2 separate regions of the Homo sapiens genome follow, and region 2 is linked to region 1. Evidence: read pairs that join two places in POLR2A ChIA-PET (ENCODE). Cell type or tissue: GM12878. All regions are shown on one strand.

Region 1 (5,000 bases):
GCTAATAGACACACATAGAACACTCCACCCAACAATAACAGTGACCACAAAGTGCACATGGAACATTCTCCAGGACTGACTATATGTTAAGCCACAAAACAAGTCTTGATAAATTTTAAAAGATTGAAATCATATGAAGTGTCTTCTCTGATCACAATGAAGTTAGGTATCAATAGCAGAAGGAAAACTGGAAAATTTACAATTATGTGGAAATTAAATAGCATATTTTTAAACAGTCATCATGTCAATGAAGAAATCACAAGGAAATTAGAAAATACTTAGAGACAAATGAAAATGAAAGCACCAAAAACACACCCAGAATTATGGGATGTAGCAAAAGCAGTGCTAACAGGGAAATGTGTAGCCCTACATGCCTTCATTAAAAAAAAACAACAAATAAGATCACAAATCATAACCTAACTTTACTTTTAAAGGAACTAAAAAAAGAAGGACAAATGAAACCCAAAGGTAGCAGAAGGAAGGAAATAATAAAGATTAGAGTGCAAACAAGCAAAATAAAGAATACAAAATCAATAGAGATGAAAGAAACCAAGAGTCGTTTCTTCAAAAAGATTGACAAAATTGACAAGCCTTTAGTTGGACTAAGCAAAAGAAACAATACAAATCACTAAAATCAGAAATGGAAGTGGGAATATTACTACAAATCATACAGAAATAAAAAGGATCATAAGGGAGTACTGTGAATGACTGTATGCCAACAAATTAGATAATAATAGTTGTCAACTTAAATATTAAAGTTTGGTAACACAAACTGCCAAAACTGACTCAAGAAGAAATAGAAAATCTTAATAAACATACAACAAGTAAAGAGTTGAATCAAAAACCTCCCAATGAAGAAAAGTCCAGAGTCAGATGGCTACACTGGTGAATTCCACTAAACATTGGAAGAAGAATTAACATCAGTTCTTCTCAAACTCCTCCACAAAACAGGAGAGAAATCCAGACAAGAGAACCACAAGAAAACAAAACTACAGACTAATATTCCTTATGAATATAGATATAAAATTTCACAAAAATACAAGCAAACTAATTCTACAGCACATTAAAAGGATTATACAGTGTGACCAAAAAGGATTTATCCCAGGAATGCAAGGGTGGTTCAACATAAGAAAATTAATCAATACAATACATAACATTAATAGAATAAGAAAACCCACACGATCATCCAAATTGATGCAGAAAAGCATTTGACAAAATTTAACACCCTTTCATGATAAAAACACTCAGTAAAGTAGGAATAAGAGAGAACTCCCTCAACATGATAAAGACCATATATGAAAAACCTGGCTGGGCACAGTGGCTCATGCCTGTAATACCAGCACTTTGGGAGGCCGAGACAGGCAGATCACCTGAGATCAGGAGTTCGAGACCAGCCTGGCCAACATGGTGAAATGCTGTCTCTACTAAAAATACAAAAATTAGTTGGATGTGGTGGCACACACCTGTAATCCCAGCTACTTGGGAGGCTGAGGCAGGAGAATCACTTGAACCCATGAGGTTGCAATGAGCTAAGATCATGCCACTGCACTCCAACCTGCACCAGAGTGAGACTCCATCTCAAATAAAAAAGAGAGAGACAGAGAAAGAAGGAAAGAGAGAAAGAAAGAAAGAGAAATAAAGAAAGAAAAACCCGCAGCTAACAAGCTAACATCACACTAAATCAGTGAAAGACTGAAAACTTTTCCACCAAGATCAGGAAAGAGGATGCCCACTTTCACCACTGGTATTCAACATTGCACTGAAAGTTTTAACCAGAACAATTCAGCAAGAAAAAGAAATAAAAGGCATTCAAATGGGAAAAGGAAAGAGTAAAAACTACTGTTATTCGCAGATGACATGATCATATATATGGAAAATTCTAAAGAACGCACAAAGAAATTATTAGAGCTAATAAATTCAGCCAAGTGACAGGGTATAAGATCAACATACAAAAATAAATTGTGTTTGTATATACTAGCAATAAACAACCCCAAAAGGAAATTAAATAAATTCTATTTATAATAGCATCAAAAATAATAAAATACTTAAGAATAAATTTAACCAAGGAGGTGCAAGATTTGTACACTGAACACTATAAAATATTGCTGAAAAAATTAGAAAAGACCTAAATAAAGTTTTTTAAATTCTATGTTAATGTAATGGAAGATTTAACATTGCACTCCTCAAAGTAATTTATAGATTTAATGCAATTCCTATAAAAGTCCCAATGGCCTTTTTTAAAAAATGGAAAAACTGATCCTAAAAATCATGTGAAATTTCAAGGGACCCAGAAAAGCCAAAACAATAAAGTTGGAGGACTCAAATTCCCATTTTTAAAATTTACTGCAGAGCCAAGATTGTGCCATTGCATTCCAGCCTGGGCAACAAGAGCGAAACTCTGTCTCAAAACAACACAAAAACAAAAACAAAACAAAACAAAACTTACTGCAGAGCTACAGTAATCAAAACAGTGTGATAATCCTGGCACAAGGCTAGACATATAGATCAATGGAATTGAACTTAGAGTTCAGAAATAAACCCATGAATCTATAGTCAATTTTTTTTCATTTTTTTTGCATTAAAGCACACTATCAACAAAGTGAAAAGACAGCCACAGAATGGGAAAAATATTTGTAATTCATATATCTGATAAAGGTGAGTTTCCAGAATATACAAAGAACTCTTAAAATTCAACAACAAATGATGAACAATCAAATTTAAAAATTGGCAAGGAGCTGGGCACGGTGGCTTATGCCTGTAATCCCAGCACTTTGGGAGACTGAGGTGGGCGGATCACCTGAGGTTAAGGGTTCGAGACCAGCCTGGTCAACATGGTGAAAACCCGTCTCTACTAAAAACACAAAAATTAGCTGGATATGGTGGCACACGTTTGTAAGCCCAGCTACTCGGGAGGCCGAGGCACAAGAATCGCTTGAACCCAGGAGGTAGAGGTTTCAGTGAGCCAAGATCACACCACTGCACTCCAGTGTGGGAGACAGATCAAGACTCTGTCTAAAAAAAAAATAAAATAAATAAAATTTGGCAAGGGACTTCAATAGACATTACTCCAAACAAGATATGCAAATGACTACCAAGCACATGAAAAGATGCTTACCATCATTAGCCATTAGGGAAATGCAAATCAAAACCACAATGAGATACCACTTCACATCCGCTAGGATGGCTATAATAAAAACCAACAGAAAATACATATTGTCTGCTGGGTGCGGTGGCTCACGCCTGTAATCCCAGCACTTTGGGAGGCCGAGGCGGGCGCATCACGAGGTCAGGAGATCGAGACCATCCTGGCTAACACGGTGAAACCCCGTCTCTACAAAAGAAAATACAAAAAATTAGCCAGGCGTGGTGGCAGGCACCTGTAGTCCCAGCTACTCGGGAAGCTGAGGCAGGAGAATGGCGTGAACCCGGGAGGCGGAGCTTGCAGTGAGCCGAGATCGCGCCACTGCACTCCAGCCTGGGCGACAGACCGAGACTCCATCTCAAAAAAAAAAAAAAAAAGAAAAAAAAAAAAAAGAAAATACATATTGTCAAGGACGTAGAGAAATGGGAACCTTCAGACATTGCTGGTGGGAATATAATACAGGGCAGCTGCTGTGAAAAACAGTTTGTCAGTTTCTTAATAAGTTAAACTTATTTAAAAGTTAATAAGTTAAACTACCTTTAACTCAACAAGTCTCCTTCTGGGTATATATCCAAAAGATTTGAAAATGCATGTCTACACAAAGACTCGCATGCAAGTGTTCATAGCATGCTTGTTTGTAGTAAAGGAAAAAGTGGACATACTCCAAATGTCCATCATCTCATGAAAGGATAAATGAATGTGGCATATCTATGCAATGTAATATTCTTCAGCAATAAAAATCAATTTTTATTTTTTATTTTTTTGAGATGGAGTTTCGCTCTGTCTCCCAGGCTGGAGGGCAGTGGCACTAGCTCTGCTCACTGCAACCTCCACTTCCCGTGTTCAAGCAATTCTCCTGCCTCAGCCTCCTGAGTAGCTAGGGCTACAGGTGCACGTCACCATACCTAACTAATTTTTGTATTTTTAGTAGAACAGGGTTTCACCATGTTGGCCAGGCTGGTCTCAATCTCCCGGCGTGTGCAACCACACCAGGCTAATTATTGTATTTTTTAGTAGAGGCGGGGTTTTACCATGTTGTCCAAGCTGGTCTCGAACTCCTGATCTCAAGTGATCCGCCCACCTTGGCCTCCCAAAGTGTTGAGATTACAGGCATGAGCCACCGCGCCTGGCCTAAAAATGGATTTTTAGATATGTGGTGCCAACACACGCTACAACGTGGTTGAACCCCAAACACGCGATGCTGAAAGAAACTAAACACAAAAGACAACATATTGATATGAGATGCCTAGGAAAAAAAAAAAGCAAAATCAGTAGAGGCATAAAGTAGACGAGTGGCCCTGGGAATGGGAATGGAGATTGACTATAAGCAGGCACAAGGAACCTTTCAGGAGTGATGGGATTGTTTTAAAATTGGATCGTGGTTATAATTGCACAATTCGATAAATTCACTAAAAATCATTGAACTGTACATTTACAGTGGCTTGATTTTATGTTATGTAAAACATAGCTAAATAAAGCTCTTAAAATAAAAATAAAAAAGAGGAAATGGGTTGAGGGAGGGGGTGTGTCAATTATTTTTTCCCAGGAGGCCCCTTGGCTGAAATGCAAATGTGACCACTTCCTCCCCGCTGACCAGCTATCAGCACTGAGGCATGGTTGGAGGGCCGCTGAGATCCTATGGCACCTTCCTTCCAAGGGTATAGAGGCCATACTTATGAGACATTTACAGACCCAGAGGAACCCCTCAAGGGACCACATGTCTATTTCTGAGGGGACTCATGTTTACCCCAGTGGACATGGGCCTGGCAGCTCCAAATGCATCTACTTTTTAAGCACCAAGGGACTGTGACCCCTGCTGATCCCACCCATTCCCCAACTCCTGGCCTGAACTGAAAAT
Region 2 (5,000 bases), 160 kb before region 1:
CCAGCCCAGAAGCTACAGAGGGCCAGCTGCTCTGGCCATGAGGTGATGCCATGCTTCCTGCCTATCCCCAACTGTGCACCTGGCCACCAATGAGTCCTATGTGTCCCTCCCCCAATAGCATCCCGACACATTTTTTTTTTTTTTTGAGATGGAGTGTCACTCCATTGCCCAGGCTGGAGTGCAGTGGCACAGTCTCAGCTCACAGCAACCTCCACCTCCCAGGTTCAAGCGATCCTCCTGCCTCAGCCTCCCCAGGCACTGGGACTACAGGTGTTTCACCACCACACCTGGCTAATTTTTTGTATTTTTAGTAGAGATGGGATTTCACTATGTTGGCTGGTCTGGTCTCAAACTCCTGACCTCAAGTGATCTGCCCACCTGTCTCCCCAAGTTTTGGGATTACAGGCGTGAGCCACCGTGCCCAGCCCCGACACATTCCTTTCTAAGTTGACCAGAACTGGGGTCTCTTGCTTGCTCCCAAGATCCTTATGATGTCCACTAAGCGCTAAGGTTGCACCAGATCGCTGCTTCCCAGCCTCAGGTCTTCAGGACAGCTAATGTCCACAGCTCTGCCCCTGGTCTCTCCCCTGATCCAGGAGCCCTGGTGGAGAAGCTACAGTTTGCCAATCTGTAGGGATACACTGGGCTAAAGGCATGTCTGAGGATCCTTTTGACCTCAATATTCTACGAGCCCATGGTCATGATAAAGAGTGCGGAATAAAGTCCGTATGGTGAGATTCTGAGACAACTACTTTCAGTCTTAGAAATACCACTTTGAAGACTTAGGAGTTAATTAACAACACCACTCCTTTTCAGAATCCAGAACCAACTGAAGAAAAAGACACAACCTTCAGTAAATATCAAAACATCAGGTTTTCTGTAGGTAGCGCTGGATCAGAGGCTGGTTCTCTGCACACCACCAACCTCCAGTCAGTGATATGGGAGGCCCAGCTATGAGGACAGAGGAACGAGGCCCTGGCCCTAGCACAGATGTCTCCTCTAGAGGGAAAGAGATACCCTAGCCAGGACAACCAGCAACATGTTTAAATCAAGCAAGTTGAACCTCTAAACCTCTAAACACAGTGCTATCTGTGTTCTCTCTACTTGGAAGAGGCAGGGTGTGTCTGGATTTCTTAAGGGCTATAGTAAAGTAGCTCATGTTAGGCTAAAATCAAGGGGCCTGCAAATGTGTGGCTATGATTACCTTATTATGTGCCAGCACTATGCATTCACATGGTTCATTTCATCATGACAATAACAGTAACTCCGTAAGATGAAATCACTAGTATCATCTGTATATACAGGAGGCTTGGAGAGGTTAACAACTTGCTCATAGTTTCCGTAACTTGGAAGGAAATGGAGCCCGGGCTTGCCCAACCCCAGATCCTAAGCTCCCAGGCACTAAGCCCCATGGGCTCCACAGAACAAGCCTGAGGACATCCTCTATACCAGACCCCACCGTCATCTCGTCTATACCCTCCTGCACCTGCCCTGTGCTTCAGAGTCACCAAGAGAGACTGGGCCAACAGGGAAGGATGGAAGGCATCTGGGCACCTGATTAGGACACCAGAGGTGGTACCCAAAGAGGAGCTGCACTCACAGAGGAGATGCATTGGATCAGCCCGGCCTGGCCCAGCCCAGCATCCATCATCCCCTCAGCTCAGACCAGCCCAGCATCCATCATCCCCTCAACCCAGCTCAGCCCAGCATCCATCATCCCCTCAACCCAGCCCACCCCAGCATCCATCATCCCCTTGGCCCAGCCCTGAGCACTGGGCCAGGTCCAGCGTGCAGGGACAGCATGCAGGGCAGCAGGAGCAGCTGAGGAAAGGCAAAGACCCTGGAGCGAACAGAGCCACTCTTCCTTTAACAGGAAATGCCCATCAGTGGTGGCAATTGAAAACGGGCCTCCAGGCAAGTGACAAGCACTGAACAAAACAGGACACTTCTCCCCTAAGGAGAAGGGTTGGCTCAAGTCATCTTGAGAGATTTTGTTTTGGACTAATTCTGTATACAGTTTCTCCTTTTCTTTTAAAATTAAATTTTAAGGCCAGGTGTGGTGGCTTACACCTGTAATCACAGTACTTTGGAAGGCCAAGGCAGGAGGATCATTTGAGGCCAGGAGTTCAAGACAAGCCTGAGCAATGGATCAAGAGCTCATCTCTACAAAAAAATTTAAAAATCAGCCAGGCATGGTGGCATGTGGCTATAGTCTCAGCTACTTGGGAGGCTGAGGCAGGAGGATAGCTTGAGCCCAGGAGTTGGAGACTGCAATGAGCTATGATCGCATCACTGCATTCTAGCCTGGGTGACAGAGCTAGGCCATCTCTCAAAAAATGAAAGAAATGATTAAGTTACATTGGAATGTAATGTTACCAATGAGCCTCTTCTTGCTATATCAGGGTCCCTGCTTCCCAGAGGCTACTGGAACCTAGGATTCACTGTGCACTTGGGCAACAGGAAATTGGGAAGTCTACTGCCCTGACCTCTGACCAACAAATAGTTTTGTTCTAAACTAGGCAATAAAAACATAAAATGTTATTTTTAGGCAGAGGAAATAACAGCAAAAAATAAGACTCCAAGGGCCCAAGCCACTGTGAGCCAACTTACCCTCTGACAGCCCTCCCGACAGACAGGGTGGACGGGCGGTCCTGCTAGCACAGCACTGAGGACAGGGCAGGGCAGGCCCTGGATGAGACGGGGGTGCAGGAGTGGAGCTGGCCCAAGAGAGCAGACCCTGGGCTGGGAAGAAGGAAGGGCTGGTGGGCAGGACACGGGGCTGGGGAGGTTTGTGAGGGGCCACAGGATTTCACCTCTCAGCCTGTAGCTCTCATCTTTCCCCCAACCGCCTGGGGAAAAAGATTCTCTGGACCTTCAGGCACACAGATGCAAAGATGAGAACTGCCATGGGCACTTCCAAGCATGGCCAGTGAACAATGCTGGGAAGAGCCGGGTGGAAGGAGAGTGGCTGGTCTGTGGTAGATCACTTAGTGACGAACCGTCCTCTCCATCGGTGCACCAGCTCATTCACTACACGCTGCAGCGCCGCTCCTCACCTCTCAGCAGACCCTCAGCAACCAATGCAGAGGCGAGCCAGAAAGGATCGCTGCTTCTCTTTCTCAGAGGTCAGAGAGATGAAGGACATACCTAAGACGGGACAGGAAGCGACAAAGTCTAGACCAGAAATCAGATGTCTGGCCATTAGCTGGATGCAATCACGAAAGGATGTGGGCATTCATCAGAAAAAAATTCTTACATATACATGCAATGATGTTGAGAATACTTCAAAATAACGTGGGTAAGCAGGTACAAACATAAATAAAACAAGATCAGTCCTGCGTTCATCATCGGAACTGAGTGATGGCACACAGGGCTTCACTGTATCAGTCTCTCCACTTTTCTGTTTGACTTTTTCCATAATAAAATGTTGTAAAAATACTTCAGTGCTCAACAATCATATAACTTGACTCCTTGACCCTCATGAATCTCAATCTAAAGAGAAAAATGAGTGTTGTGTGACAAGGTAGATTAGCTCAGTGCTCTGACAGTAGAGAAGAAATAGGATTTTAATAACGTATGGTTTTAAAACCTATTGTTCTGAGATCTGTACACAGAGTTCTTTTCTTCTTAAACTCAAGAAGTTTATTACAATCAGAAGTTTATTACAATCAGAAAATCTGCTCTTTAGCCTCACTCAAATGACAGAGCATAAAACTTATTTCATGTTACTGGGCACAGTACCTGCATCTCAGCTGCATGCATTTATGGTACTAAAACCTATGACACCACTGCAGGAGTGGTGATGGGGACATCCACTTGCTGTCCCTATCTATGCAGCATCTATGGGACCTTCCCCTGGCTGGAGGTCTACCAGTCAGGACTCCCACTGGCAATAAAGCAGTGCCCACTGCTTTATCACGGTAAAGTTCTGGATCATAATGGAAATCGTCATGAGAAACATAAACTACTATATATTTTGCTACTGATGCTGTTCATACACATTTCATCTAATCACACCCACTGAAAACAGGTGGTCCATCTATCCTTGAGATGAGTGGCAGCTCTGACACCTTCTGTGGCGCTCTGGTCCCCATCCCTACCCATGCAGGAGCCCTCGCAGAGCTGATACAGGGGCTCTGCAGGGGACGGGAGAGAGGCTTCCTGGTCACCCCAGCCCCTGAAACCAGAGCAGTTCTTCCTGATCCCTGTTGGGTAAGTTTCCTCCTGCTCAGATTGCACTGAGCGAACTGAAAATGGACAAATCTGATGCCTACAGAGGCAGGCAGGAAGCACAGCTGCAGACAGCTGTGGGCACAGCAGGGAGCTGGCGGCACGCATTCTACCAAAGAAGGCAGCACTGCTCTGCTCCAGCCGAGTGCCCGAGTTTTGGGTGTTTACACAGAATCTCCTGGCGGTTGTTTTCTGTTTAACCTGGTAATTCTTAAAAATTACAAACACTATAGTGCAAACAAACAATGCCTGTAAGTTATATACCACTGACCGTTCACCGTCTCCCAATTCCGATGTGGGCAGGAAACCCGCTGTCATGAGACACAGTGATTAATGAGGTCACTCTGTTCCCTGACCCACCAGCTAAGCAGTTACTATTTCTCACACAGGCTGGACTGTGAGCAGCTCAAAGGAATGGACCGTGTTACACTCATTCTTCTGAGAGATTGAACATACAAACAGCCAATGGGCTGCAGCCAATGGCCAGACCACGTATAAAAGCAGAACTCCAACCCAAAATCTACATCAACCTGCCCAGAAAGCCAGCCCACCACCTCTAAGCCAGACCTGCAGGAAGCCAGGCCAGTCCCCTAGCAACCAGTCCAGAAGCCAAAACTAACCCACAATCATGGCCCAAAAGGACCAAGGCAGGATCAGTAACTGATACTACCCTAATTGATTTTATTTTATATTTTAGAGATGGGGTCTCGCTCTGTCATCTAGGCTGGAGAGCAGTGGTGCAATCATAGCTCACTATAGCCTTGAACTCC

Evidence for each region. Peaks named below come from ENCODE experiments on the same cell type or tissue, not always from the same donor. Only the 100,000 strongest peaks of a DNase experiment are listed, where the experiment ranks them.
Region 2: POLR2A ChIA-PET joins it to region 1 with 10 read pairs; 8 of 35 experiments call an interaction of 5 or more read pairs at or near these places.

Annotation. Positions count from the first base shown.
Region 1 is chr16:27,394,424-27,399,423 of GRCh38, forward strand. No RefSeq gene overlaps it. Among named protein-coding and RNA genes, the nearest start is that of IL21R, 5.2 kb to the right of the region's middle. In GM12878, no CTCF peak of the experiment used is centred here; a DNase peak (open chromatin) is centred at 4,708; H3K4me3 peaks cover 639 bases; H3K27ac peaks cover 1,490 bases.
Region 2 is chr16:27,238,743-27,243,742 of GRCh38, forward strand. All of the region lies in intron 2 of NSMCE1 (NSE1 component of SMC5/6 complex), which reads right to left. Among named protein-coding and RNA genes, the nearest start is that of NSMCE1-DT, 27 kb to the right of the region's middle. In GM12878, no CTCF peak of the experiment used is centred here; a DNase peak (open chromatin) is centred at 4,599; H3K4me3 peaks cover 591 bases; H3K27ac peaks cover 789 bases.